2 separate regions of the Homo sapiens genome follow, and region 2 is linked to region 1. A link is an interaction called in ENCODE POLR2A ChIA-PET data of the cell type or tissue named here. Cell type or tissue: MCF 10A. All regions are shown on one strand. Each heading gives the region's core, and the rest is flanking DNA. Links, peaks and the distances in the headings are about the cores only. Region 1 has its middle 30 kb from the start of CDH23. Region 2 holds the start of LOC124902448 (a long non-coding RNA gene).

Region 1 (4,387 bases), core at 291-4,290:
AAAATATCATAGCCTGGGTGGCTTCTATACAATAGAAATTTATTCCTCACAGTTCTAGAGGCTGGAAGATCCAAGATCAAGGTTGCAGCAGATTTGGTGTGTGCTGAGGGTCTGCTTCCTGGTTGACAGAGGGCCATCTTCTCACTGTGTTCTCACACGGCACAGGGGTGAGGGAGCTCTGTTGACTCTTTTATAAGGTTACTAATCACATTCATGAGGGTTCTACTCTCATGATCTAATCACCTCCCAAACATCCAACCTCCTAATACCATCAAGTTGGGGGTTAGGATTGGAACATGTGAATTTGGGGAGGACACAAACATTCATCTGTAGCACTAGGCTCCATTCCAAATGTTTTATGTGCATTGCCAGTATATCATCATAACCAGAGATGAGAGCAGTACTACAATCGCCCCTAGTGTTCAGATGAGAAAATGGAGGAGGGGATTGGACTTACCTTCAGTCACACAGCCAGGAAGTAGTAAGGACTCAAACCTAGGCAGAATGGCTCCAGAGCCCAGGCTCTTGGAACCCCGTTGGAACTACACTGGTTTCTAAAGGGCATCTTTGTTCATGGCTGTGCATTCATGATAGTGATAGAATGGGTAGTGGGGTGCCCAATTTTCCAGCTGAGGCATAGAAAAAAAAATGAAACAGCCTGTCCAAAGGACAAAGTGAGTGGTCTGGGGTCTTGGATTTCCAGCTTTGTGCCCAGTGTGTCCTGCCCCCAGGTCAGGCATGCCTGGGCAGGGAGATCCAGACAGGGGGCCTGAGCATCAAACAAGTGTCAGGTTCTAGGCCTGGGGGCCAGGCGAGGGGCCTGGCAAGTCCATTGAGCACTGGGTACAGGGTACAGCCTGCCATAGGGAAGCAGCTGGCATTGCAACAAGTTGTCCAGGCAGCAGCAAAAAGTGGAAGAAAACCAAGTTTGTTGAGGATCTATCATATGCCAGATACTTTGCATACAACATTAGGGCTTATTTAATCCTTTCTACAGCCCTGAGAGGCTTCTCATTTTATTTTTTATTTTTTTTAGAGACATAGTCTCTAGATACTCTGTTGCCCAGGCTGGGGTGCAGTGGTGCAATTCTAGCTCACTGTAACCTCCACCTCCTGGGCTCAAACAATCCTCCTGCCTCAGCCTCTTGAGTAGCTGGGACTATAGGCATGTACCACTAGGCCTGGCTAATTTTTGTATATATATATTTTTGTAGCGACAGGGTCTTACTATGTTGTCCAGGCTGGTCTTGAACTCCTGGCCTCAAGTGATTCTCCCGCCTTAGCCTCCCAAAGTGCTGGGATTATAGGTGTGAGCCACCATGCCTGGCCGGCTTATTTTAGACATCAGAAAAGGGCACCAGCAGGACGTGGCTAAAGTGACCCAGCTAGGAGGTGGCAGAAACAGCATTCCAACCTCGGTCTGAGTGTCTGAATCCTGTGACTGTTAATTCCTTGGCCCTATGCTGTGGCCCTGGAGCTCCTCTAACTTCCAGTCAAGCACCGGAACTGTTCTTAGCAGAGAGCACAGGGCCAATGGGTCAGCTGGCTGGAACCTTGTAGGGGCAGAGAGTATGGCTACCTTTGTCACTCTCCTTCAGGGTCAAGCCCAGGGAAGCCTGAAGTTGAGTTCGCCATCTCAGGCTGAGGCTGCCCTGGACTTCCTGAGTGGCAGAAACCTGGTGGCAGTAGGGGGTGTGCACTGTGCCCTGAGTTGCCTGCTGCAAAGGCTGTGACCCCTGGTGCATCTCTTGCCTATGTGGGCTGGGGAGTGGGTGTGACTGGGGTGAAAGGCTGGCTTAGTGGCACAGCAGATGGTCACAGCTCTGGGACTTACTATTATCCCTATTTTACAGATGAGGAAATGAGACTCAGGAAGGTTGACTCACACAGATGGTGCCTTGTGGGGCTGGGAGCAAGACTTCCTGACCTCTAAAGCTCTGTCTCATGTCCCACAACCCTGCTGTTCCAAGACAGGTTTGTCAGCAGCGAGCCATGCAGGGGTCACCTCAGCAGCAGGGGCTGGTGAACTGGGTGCAACTTAGTCTATCATCTCCAGGCTCTACCATCACCACGGCTGGCCCCCCGCCTCCCCTTGTGCTCCACACTAACTGCAAATCATCTCTCTAACAGAGATGCCTCCTCCACTTCTTTGAAAGCCATTCCCCTACAACACAGCATGAGAGACCCCCACTACTCCTTTCCCAATAGCCAGCTCTATGGCTACCTGACTAGTCCTAGCTTCTACCTGATGGTGGGGCAGAAATTCTTTCTAGGATCCTGCTGGAGTCAAAGCTAGACCGGGAACCAGGCAGCCTCAGCGAGTGGGTGAAGAGCAACAGTGACTCAGGCCCAGAGGCATACTGGCACTGACAATGCTGCCACCAAGGAAGTGACGATGGTAGAATAGGCACGAGGTACTCCCACTCAGAAAGCCCACCAAGTGGAGACATGCATGGGCTCTCAGTTCACATTCGACTGGAATGTACTATAAATATGTCAACAGGCTTTGCCTCCTCTTCTACGTGGAGTTCTCTATAAAAGCGTGACACTGGCTCAGAAGTTAAGCGCCCACATCACCTCCGAGCTGATGAAGAGGCCGAAGTCTTCTCCCTGGAGCACTGAGTGGAAGGCAGCTGAATGAGGGGTCTTTGCTCATAATACCACCCCTGGTTGAAGTTTCCCCCAGCTCCTATGCATGTAGGAATAAGCATGTTCTCAGAAATCCCTGTCACCCACTGGTTGAAGAGTCCCCTCATGTAGCTTTGTTAACTGAATAAAGGAGAAAAATGGTTGGGCATGGTGGCTCATGCCTGTAATCCCAGCACTTTGGGAGGCCGAGGTGGGAGAATTGCTTGAGTCCTCCCACCTTTTCACTTCACCATTCCATATTTAAGTCATTTCTCTCTCACATTTTATTATAAGCAGTCAGGAGGAGCCAAGCCACACTTTCAATACATTGCATAGAAATGTCCTCAGCCAAACATCTGATTTCATCACTCTCAAGTTCTACCTTTCACAAAACACTAGAACACAAACACGGTGTTTGCTTGAGTGGTTAGAGACCAGCCTAGGCAACATGGTGAGACTCTGCCTCTATAAAAAATTTTTTAAAAATTAGCTACGTGTGGTGGCAGGCACCCATGGTCCTAGCTCCTAGGGAGGCTGAGGTGTGAGGATTGCTTGAGCCCAGGAGGTCGAGGCTGCAGTGAGCTGTGATCATGCCACTGCACTCCAGCCTGGGTGACAAACTGAGACCTTGTCTCAAAGAAACCAAAACATTAAAAATTAAAAAGAAGGAAAATGAACATGTGTATGGTGCCCTAAAAACTGCCATTTGGAATTAAATCAGAGAACTCTTAGATAAAGACAACCTCTCAAGGCACCCCCTCTACCTCCCTCATTGAAAACTCCCCTCCTTTTTGGTGAGTTTTGTTCACCCCTCCAAACATATGAGCTGGTTCCAAGCCTGCTGGGTTCACATGAGACTTGAGATCCAGAGCAGCCAAAGCCCACGAACTGCTTCTCACGGCGGAGGGGGAACAAGCACGTCTGAACTCCCCCATCCACCCTTCTGCCTGGAGATGGATTTTTATTTTCCTTCCTCCCTCCCTGGGAGGGAATGACCCTCTGTGAAGTGCCCACTAAGGTGAGTAACCAAGCAGAGTGAGCAAAAGCCTGGATGATCCCCAACAGCCAAGCCGCCAGCCCCTCCCAACAGAGCGGCCTCTCCTCCCCTGGCAAAGTGGATGCAACTTAGTCTATCATCTCTATGCCCTGCCATCACCATGGCTGGCCCCCCAACTCCCCCTGTGCTCCACACTAACTGCAAATCATCTCTCTAATGGAGATGCCACCTCCACTTCTTTGAAAGCCCATTCCCCTACAACAGAGCATGAGAGACCCCCACTACTCCTTCCCCAATAGCTGCAAGGTGATCGCTCCAAGATGGTCCCCATCTCTGAGCTCAGAGACTGCTGGTTTACTTTAAGGCAGGCATGGTGCCCATTTCTTTTTCTTTTTCTTTCTTTTTTTCTTTTTGAGACGGAGTTTTGCCCTTTTTGCCCAGGCTGGAGTCCAATGGCATGGTCTCAGCTCACTGCAACATCCACCTCCCAGGTTCAAGTGATTCTCCTGACTCAGCCTCCCGAGTAGCTGGGATTACAGGCGTGCCCACCACCATGCCCGGCTAATTTTTGTATTTTCAGTAGAGACGGGATTTCGACATGTTGGTCAGGCTGGTCTCGAACTCCTGACCTCAGGTGGCCCGCCTGCCTCGGCCTCCCAAAGTGCTGGGATTACAGGCATGAACCACCATGCCCGGCCCATGCTGCTCATTTCTAAAACACTTGTGGTTGAGATGAGTCACCAGCTAGACCAACATCCCAAA
Region 2 (4,387 bases), core at 269-4,268, 660 kb before region 1:
AGGCGTGAGCCACCACACCCAGCCTAGATATTCTTTGATGCTAAAATTCTGTTAACAGAAATGTATCCTAGGAAGATAATAGAGTACGAGAAAAAAAAACCCCAGAGATGCAGATTGAGTTTTTTACATAAAGAGGTTCATGTTATGCTATTTAGAATAACAACAATTTGAAAGTAAATCTAATGCCCCAAATTAATGAGTAGTGGCACGACGTGTGACACCTCTGATTTAGCGAGGATTAGATTCACTCTTGAGTAATAGAGCACCCAAAATTACAGCAACATTATGAAACACAAACTTCACACACATTCCAGAGATAGGCTGTCCAAGGCTAGCGTGGTGCCTCCATAATTATCAAGGACTCAGGAGACGTCTATCCAGTTCTGCTGTCCTCAGTGAGTGGCTTTTACCCCACACTCCAATATGGCGGCTTGAGTCTTGCCATTATGTCTGCATTTGAGCTGTCATGAGGTGGAAGAAGCAAAAAAGAGTACCACTCTCCCTTTATGAAATCGCACCTAACGCTTCCACTTACTTTCCATTGGTTGGACATTAGTCACATAGGTACACCTAGCTGTAAGAGATGCCAGGAAAGACGATAAGACAATAAAGAAACACCTTTCTTTTTCTTCTTCTTTTTTTTTTTTTTTTTGAGACAGGTTCTCGCTTTGTCGTCCAGGCTGGAGTGAGATGATACAATCATGACTCACTGCAGCCTCCACCTCCTGGGCTCAAGTGATCCTGCCACCTTAGCCTCCCAAAGTGCTGGGATTACAGGCATGAGCCACCGCACCCAACCTAGACAGCTGACGCTGACCCAGAGCCCCAAGAGGTCAGGTCTCTGGCACCTTACAGCATTGGGGTTTCGGTCCATTTTTGTACCACAAATAGGTCTAAAATGATTTTGAGTGTGACTGTGTCTTTTATTTTCTGATAGACGGGGTGCTTTTAAATTTTCCCTTTTAGAGGCAGAGGTTGCAGTGAGCCGAGATCACACCGCTGCACTCCAGCCTGGGCCACAGAGTCAGACTCTGTCTCAAAAAACATACGTTAAAAAAATTAAAAAAATAAATTTTCCCTTTTAATGTTTTGCCCGTTTATTGCTGTTTCTGGGACCACAGGGCCTCAAAGCATGGATGTGAAACTAACCTGACTGGAAGCCCTCCCCACCTCCCTTGACTGCATTTTATAGATGGTAAAACAGATTCAGAGAGGCAAGAGGGCTTGGCTGCGGGGCTGCCCGAACCCAGTCGTAAAATGACTCACAGGACTATTGACACCTAGACTTTAAAACTTTCCAGCGATTTTCCTCCCATTTGAGATAAGGGGAATCATATAACAGTTCAACATTTCTCTCTCTCTCTCTCTTTTTTTGTTTTTTTCAATTAGGCTGGGAGGCTCCATGGGGGAGGTTATGGGCAAAGACGAAGATTTAAGAAAATGAAGATGGAATCTGTGTGCGCTGGGGCTGGGAAGACTGAGGGGTAGGAATCAACACACACATGCACACAGGCACACACACACCTGTATGCACATACATGAGTGCTTACCCGTGCCCTTTTGCCAGTTCCCACTCGGCTTGTTTGTATCAGACCCAAGGAGGCAGGATAGGTCAGCAGTCACATCTTCCAGATCAAGGTCTACTGTGGCATCATAAGGATTAATTTTTTTTAATTTTAATTTTTTTTTTTTGCGATGGGATCTTGCTCTGTTGCCCAGGCTGGAGTGCAGTGGCACGATCTCAGCTCACTGCAACCTCTGCCTCCCAGGTTCAAGCAATTCTCCTTACAGGCACTTGCCACCATGCCTGGCTAAGTTTTATATTTTTAGTAGAGACGGGGTTTCACCATGTTGACCAGACTGGTCTCGAACTCCTGACCTCCTGATCTGCCCATCTTGGACTCCCAAAGTGCTGGGATTACAGGCGTGAGCCACTGCGCCTGGCCGTCATAAGGATTAATTAGGATATTGCCTATAATTGCCTGGCCCAGGAGAGGTGAGATGTGCATGTCTTCCTCCCCAGTCCTCACCGTGGCTGCTTGGTCACTGGCTTGCCTGCTTGGTTTCTCTTTGAGGCTCCTCTGAGTAGGATTGGCCAGCATCCATGGGCCACTCCCTTCCTGAATGTACTGGGACCCAGTCTGCAATGAAGTCATTGTTTGAAGCATCTGCTCTTTGTTTGGTAAATCTTCCCACAGGGGGCTGGAAGCCCACAGCTCCCCTCTGCCAGGCCTCGGCTGGAGGCAGGGTCCACAGTCTTGCCTTGGCATCCTTGTGATTTATGTCCATGTGGGTCTCGCCAGGCGGAGGGATAAGGGTCATAGGATATCGGCTATTCCACAGACCAAGGCAAGTCGCTTTCTATCTGCTCAGTCGTAAGGAAGGCAAGTCATTGGGGATCTCTGCACATAGACAAGATGAGGGAATGTTTCTCCCAGAACAAAGGAAAGAAGGGGAGGCACTTGAGAGAAAATCAGAGCAATAAGATGTCAAGGAAACTGTAGACTCAGAGCCAAGAGATGCCACCAAGCGCTCCTGCCCCAGAGCTCAGCCAGGCCAGGCCACGTGGAGACGGCTCCTGCAAAGCTGCAGAGGGGCTAAGACCAGGATGTGGAAAGGGAACAGGAATTAGATGAGGTTGAAGCAGCTGGAGCTTAGCAAGTACTTAACTGAGAGCTGGATGTTTCTGCTTATTTCTACTTTTATGTTATTTATTTTTTTTAGAGTCCACGTCCTGCTGAAAGTGCTTATTTTTATAATGTGCTCTCGTAGAAGATTCTCCATAACTGGCCTTGATGGTGTGAACCATGGCTCTTCTGGGATACCCTGGGTGCTTTTAAACAACAGCTGCCAAAGAAACCCCACTCCAAACCAACCAAATCAGTCTCTGAGGACCGGGGGTGGGGTGGTGGTTCTCAAAGTTGGACCCGGGGACCAGCAGCATCAGCATCACCAGGGCACCTGTTAAAGTGCAAACTCTCAGGCCCCACCCTGACAACAGAATCCAAAGCTGTTAGGGTGGGGTCCAGAGATCTGTGTTTTAACAAGGCCTTCAGGAGCAGGGCGTCGCATACCCAGGAAAGTGTGAGAACTAGTGGGAGATTTTAACTTGTGTCCGGTGCTGAAAACCACTGGGTTTGTTTAGTATTGAGTTTGGGGACTCTTTCTTCCCTGTAGAGGGCCAGAGTTCAGAATGAGGAAAGCTGGTCTCTCTCTACTCCCTGTAGGGGAATGGGTATAATGACTTTACCATTCATTGAATCTCTTCTACATACATAAGTGAGAATAAGGAAAATCGATCGCCACAATTAATGTCCCTGACCACTGTTCTATCTCCAACACCAGTAACAGAAGAGATCCACCCCACCCCCGCGCAGGGCAGCCTTGCTAACTCTCCTGAAATGCTGAGACGTCCAGGACCCCGTCCCATAGCTGCGTCATGGCTAGCTTCTCTTAAACCAAGTTCACACCCTGCAAACACAAAGCCTTTTTCTTAGGTTTTGGCACCTCCTTCGCAACCCTGATCCTGAAGGAATTAATTTCTCATTTGGAGTAGTGGAGTTGTTGTGGGAAGTGGGTGGAGTGGGAACTTCTAGGAATCACAACTTCTTTCATGCACTTCTTTCTCTCATTTTCAACCTGATGCTCCCGTCAGCCCTTCCGACATGCTCGTCAGCCACAGTCACTCTGCTTTGTCTGGGGTCATGAGACATCCGCAGGCAGAGGGGCTACAGTATCCCTACAGGCCAGACCAACAGGAGGAGGGACTCTAGCTGAAGCTCCATGACCCTTCTGCCCTCCAGTCTGGGAGGAGGGGGCGTGTGTATGTGTGCGCGCGTGCGCGTGTGTGTGTAACAACTACAAGGTGTCCCAAATCCTGTTCTCCCATATCTGGAAAATCTGTGACCTACATAAAGCCAGTTCCTGCCTAGTGAGGAACAACAGGAAAGGATAGAAACCAAGGGCAGGTGGTCGCTTCTGGAGGCTGCTGCTGGCTTCAATGGGCATGCCTCTGTCTGGCCCATAATCTTGATTTCTGAACACATGGGTCTCAGCTCACCTGCCAGATGCGCCCCGGTTCCCACTTGGTTATTCACCATCCTCCTCTTTCCTGTCTGTCTCTTTGCCTCTATGGGTCCTTGCTGGCAACCCCACAGGGTTTCTCCTTGGCTTCTTCTAAGTCTGCTGGGCAAAGGAAGATGTCTTGGATTTATTAAATCAGCCCCATATTGGGGCCAGATGTTCCACAGCAAATGAGGTGGTCAGGACTGAAGTCAAGAAACTAAGTGAGGAAACAAGGAGGCCCCAGTGATGAACGATGGTCTCTCCTCAGCCCTTACTGAAAAATCTCCTTTCTGTCCTATTTTGCTCTCGGTATGAGCTCTGC

Evidence for each region. Peaks named below come from ENCODE experiments on the same cell type or tissue, not always from the same donor. Only the 100,000 strongest peaks of a DNase experiment are listed, where the experiment ranks them.
Region 2: POLR2A ChIA-PET joins it to region 1 with 5 read pairs; 1 of 35 experiments calls an interaction of 5 or more read pairs at or near these places.

Annotation. Positions count from the first base shown.
Region 1 is chr10:71,364,883-71,369,269 of GRCh38, reverse strand. It overlaps a transcript of SLC29A3 not described here. Among named protein-coding and RNA genes, the nearest start is that of CDH23, 30 kb to the left of the region's middle. In MCF 10A, for the core only: no CTCF peak of the experiment used is centred there; no DNase peak of the experiment used is centred there.
Region 2 is chr10:72,024,647-72,029,033 of GRCh38, reverse strand. It overlaps LOC124902448 (a long non-coding RNA gene), which reads right to left and starts at 1,723. Exons shown (of 2, transcript XR_007062187.1): 1 at 1,551-1,723; 2 at 115-574. In MCF 10A, for the core only: no CTCF peak of the experiment used is centred there; DNase peaks (open chromatin) are centred at 693 and 2,073.